Linked DNA regions of Homo sapiens: region 2 is linked to region 1. Evidence: read pairs that join two places in POLR2A ChIA-PET (ENCODE). Cell type or tissue: GM12878. All regions are shown on one strand.

What was found. ChIA-PET counts read pairs that join two places held together with the same protein. Peaks named below come from ENCODE experiments on the same cell type or tissue, not always from the same donor. Only the 100,000 strongest peaks of a DNase experiment are listed, where the experiment ranks them.
Region 2: POLR2A ChIA-PET joins it to region 1 with 8 read pairs; 8 of 35 experiments call an interaction of 5 or more read pairs at or near these places.

Annotation. Positions count from the first base shown.
Region 1 is chr14:68,797,890-68,800,389 of GRCh38, reverse strand. No RefSeq gene overlaps it. Among named protein-coding and RNA genes, the nearest start is that of ZFP36L1, 6.1 kb to the right of the region's middle. In GM12878, no CTCF peak of the experiment used is centred here; no DNase peak of the experiment used is centred here; H3K27ac peaks cover 164 bases.
Region 2 is chr14:68,319,699-68,322,198 of GRCh38, reverse strand. The region is part of intron 8 of RAD51B (RAD51 paralog B); the gene reads right to left. Among named protein-coding and RNA genes, the nearest start is that of RAD51B-AS1, 360 kb to the left of the region's middle. In GM12878, no CTCF peak of the experiment used is centred here; no DNase peak of the experiment used is centred here.

The sequences.
Region 1 (2,500 bases):
ATAATGGCCCCAAAATGCAAGAGTAGTGATGCTGGCAATTTGGAGAGAACAAAGCAGTAAACTGCTTCAAGTGAAAAGGTGAAAATTCTCAACAAGGAAGAAGAATCATATGCTTATATTGCTAGGATCTATAGTATGAATGAAACTTTTATCCATGAAATTCTGAAGGAAAAAAAATGTCATAGTACATGCAGGGTTCAGTACTATCCCTGGTTTCCAGCATCTACTGGGGGTCTTGAAACATATCCTGTGTGGATAAAGGAAGGACTACTGTAGTTGTAGTATAGAAAGAAAATGTACCAAAGAAAATGAGAAAGGAATTTAAATGTTTCACTATGGAAAATCAAGTAACACAAAATAAGATAGTAGTATAGAAAAATGAGGAACAATACAACTCTAAGGCATCTAGAAAACGAATAACAGAATGACAGAATTAAGTCCCTTCTCATCAGTAGTTACTTTAAATGTTAATTAAGTGCCCCAATCAAAAGACAGTGATTGGCAGAATGGATAAACAAAAAACCTGATCCAACTATATGTTGCCTACAAAAGACTGACTTTAGATCTAAAGACACAAACAGATTGAAAGTACAAGGACAGAAAAAGATATTTCATGCAAATAGTAACCAAAAGAGAGCAGGAATGGCTATACTAATATTAGACAAAATAGACTTTAAATCAAAAAAGGTTACAACTGGCCAGGCACGGTGGCTCATGCCTGTAATCCCAGCACTTTGGGAGGCTGAGGTGGGTGGATCACGAGGTCAGGAGATCGAGACCATCCTGGCCAACATGGTGAAACCCCGTCTCTACTAAAAATAGAACAATTAGCTGGGTGTGGTGGCGCATGCCTGTAATCCCAGCTACTGAGGAGGCTGAGGCCGGAGAATCGCTTTAACCCAGGAGGTGGGGGTTGCAGTGAGCAGAGACCGCGCCACTGCACTCCAGCCTGGTGCCAGAGCAAGACTCCGTCTCAAAAAAAAAAAAAAAAAAAAAAGGTTACAAGAGACAAGGACATTATATATTAATAAAATGCTCAATATAGCAAGAAGATAGAACAGTTATATACATTTATGCACCTAACAACAGACCATGAAAAATATAACACTTTCAGAAGGTAACAAAAAATCTTAATGACCTGGGGTTAGGCAAAGATTTCTGAGCTGTGACACCAAAAGCATGACCCACAAAAGGTAAAACTGATAAATTAGACTTCATTAAAATGAAAAACTTTTGCTGTGTGAAAGATCCTTTGCTTGGAGAGTTAAAAGATAAGGTACAGACATGAGAAGATATTTGCACGTCACATAAGCAACAAAGGAACTTTATATATCCAGAATATGTAAAGAACTCTCAAAACTCAACAGTAAGAAAATGACCAACTAAATGACCCAACTAAAAAATAGGCAAAAGGTTTGAATAGACACTTCACCAAAAAGTATATGCAGATGGAAAATAAGCATATGAAAAGATGTTCAACATCATTAGCCATTAGAGGAATGCAAACTAAAACCACAGTGTGAGACTACCACATACCTATTAGAATGACTAAAACAAAAAAACAGTAATACTGTTAAGTGCTGGTGAGGATGTGGAGCTAGTGGAAACTCTCATATGTTGTTGTTGGAAATGCAAAATAGTATAGCCACTCTGGAAAATGATTTGGCAGTTTTGTATTAATTTCAACATGCAGTTACCATATCACCCAGAAATCTCACTCCTAGTTATTTACCCTAGAGAAATGAGAATTTGGCCAGGTGCAGTGGCTCACGCCTGTAATCCCAGCACTTTGGGAGGCCGAGGTGGGCGGATCCCGAGGTCAGGAGATCGAGACCATCCTGGCTAACACGATGAAACCCCATCTCTACTAAAAATACAAAAACAAAATTAGCTGGGCGTGGTGGTGGGCACCTGTAGTCCCAGCTACTCGGGAGGTTGAGGCAGGAGAATGGCGTGAACCTGGGAGGCGGAGCTTGCAAGTGAGCCAAGATTGTGCCACTGCATTCCAGCCTGGGCGACAGAGCGAGACTCGAAAAAAAAAAAAAAAGAGAAATAAGAACTTGTGTTCACACAAAAACCTGTACATGAGTGTTTATTGAAACTTTATTCATAATGGCCCAAAGCTAGAAATAATCCAATGCCCTTCAACAGGAAAATGGATAAACTATTGTATAAGCACACAGTGAAATACTATTTATCAATAAAAAGGAATGAACTATTGATACATGCAACAACATGGTTAAATATCAAAGGCATATACTGCGTGAAATCAAACATACAATATGATTCCATTTGTATGACATTCTGGGAAAGACAAAATTGCAATGATAGAGAACAGATCAGTGGATGTCAGGGACTAGAGATGGAGAAAGTATGAATGCAAAGGGATAGTATGAGGGAGTTTTTGAGGGGTAATGGAACTGTTCTGTTACCTGATTATGGTGGTGGTTACATGAATCAATTCATAAGTTAAAATTCATAGAACTGTATGCCAAATAAA
Region 2 (2,500 bases), 480 kb after region 1:
TCTTCATGCATGAATTAAAAGAAAAACACTATTATTATTTCTTCCTTCATTTTATACATTTATTTAATCTAGTGCTTACTACATGCTAAGCACTGTTCTAAGTGTATTATAAATATTAAGTCATTGTGTTGGGCGCAGTGGCTATGGCTGTAATCCCAGCACTTTTGGAGGCTGAGGCAGGTAGATCCCCTGAGCTCAGGAGTTTGAGACCAGCCTGGGCAACATGGTGAAACTCCACCTCTACCAAAAATACAAAAATTAGCCAGGTGTGGTCCCAGCTACTCAGGAGGCTGAAGTGGGAGTAGCTGTGGTCCCAGCTACTCAGGAGGCTGAAGTGGGAGGATAATTGGGGCCTGGGAAATTGAGGCTGCAGTGAGCCATGATCGCAGCACTGTACTCCAGCAGGGATGACAGAGCAAGACCCTGTCTCAAAAAAATAAACACATTAATTTTAAAAAATTTAAAAATTAACTAACTGAATCCTCATAGCAACAATGTGAGGTCAGAATGATTATTTTGCCTTTTTTTACAGAAAGGGCAACAGAAGCTCAGAGTTTAAGTAACTTGCTCAAGGTCTACCCTTGTGCTGCCTCTCTGGGTACCAAGAAAGAGCAGATTATGGATCAAATGCTGCTATTTGCTAAGCCTCTAAGAGGCAACAAAATGCTAAGAGCAGAGACTCATCAGTGATGTCTTCCCAGAGCTGCTTTTGAACTCTTCCAAGTCTATCACTTACTAAATTGTTTCTGAAAGCCCCTGTGGCACCAGCATTCCACACCCAAAAGGAGAGAACCAAAACCTTTGCAAGCTTGGCGAGTGTATAAATTGGCTAAATTAGACCCTAAGTGGGAAGGTGGGTTAGAAAAGGACAGGGGAATGTGAGGAGGGAGAATAAAAGGGGAGTGGGCGACTGGGCTGCCCTAGTCTTGCAGTACGGAGCAAGATTACTTTTTACAGATGTGTAGGGCTAAGAGAGAAGATCATAACATTATACCTCCTACTATGGCTTTTTCCCCCTAGTTTTACTTTTTTGGTGGGCAGGGTTTCAATTTCCTTTTAGAATTGGATAGGCTTGATTTTAAAAATCGTGAGAAGTTAGTGGTTAAAGGAAACAGGAAGTAGGAGAAACATGGCACAATGGGGACTTGGAGACAGATGAGGAGAGTGCAGAGGAAAAGAAAAGAGGAGGTTTCTATACTTCTGCAGGGGGGAAAGAAACATGAGAGATGTGTTAAGAGTTGGAGGAGAAAGGCTAGGGAAGCTTTTAACCAGAAAGAGCCAGTGTTCTAGTGTGACCCTATGAAAACAACTCTTCCAGACCTTTGGGTCCATAGCCCACAGTGTAAGAAATGCTATTGGGATACTTGGTAGACCACACCCACAGAGCTATTTCACAGTCAACAACTGTGGCCACAGCAGATGATGGGATGGAAGGGCTAACTTCATAAACTTTCCCAGTTTGACCAAGTAAAACTTTTTATTTAATGAGATCAAAATGCTGACAAATCATTTTATAGAGGGAGTGAGCCAGAAGGAATATGTGTTGGTTCTAAAAGAAAGTGGGTGTTGGGCAGTATATTTTTGTTACTTCTTAACAAAGAGGAAAGCAGGGAGGAGGAAGAGAGGGGCAAGGCCCCTTGCCTTTGGCAGGCAGTAGGCTGAATACTACGGTAGCTCTGCAGAATTAGAACAGCCATCTTGGAACAATCATTTGACTCCTATGTAAGCTCATCTCAAAGCTGTTAGCTATTTACAGTCTAAGGCTTGAGAGTCTCCTCAGGCTCTTTAAAGATATTAAAATGATAACACATTTTAATATGTCAAATTTAATACTACAAAAATGTTGTAATAAAGTTTCAGGGCTTTCTTTCCCCATTGGTTTAATCATATGCATATAAAACAGGAGGCATCCAAAGTTAACATCTTCTAGTGCCCAGATTTCTGCGTCTATTGCATTGCAGTGTGATACACACGGACAAAGATTCTTTAAGGCCAGTTTCAGACCGAAAGTACTCTATTAATTCCAGCCAGTAAAGAACAAGGAGAGAAAGGGATGATTCCAATATCAAGCCAAACTGGGGGCTTGGGGAGGGAGAGGAAAAGTGGAGAATCTAAGGGCATCACATGCAGTAGTACAATGGTTACTGAAGGGGTTTTGGAGTCAGATTGATTTGAATGCTTATCCCACTTCTGCCTTTCAATGGCTCTGTGACCTGCAGAAAGTTACTAAACCTCTCTGGGTCTTTATTTCCTCATCTGTAAAATGGAGATAACAGTATCTGTCTCATAGGGTTGTTAGAAGGCAGTATGAACTCAGGCAGGTAATGCAGGTAAGGCACTGGCACATATTAGGCACTCAGTAAATGATAGCTATTATTCTCAGAACCATGTCTAGTGAGACTCCACTTCTCTAGGCTAGATAGACATTTTACAGAAGAATTAAAAAGGGTGTGGAGCTACCCTAAAGAAGCTAAGCACTTTAGATTTCAAAGGGAGCCTC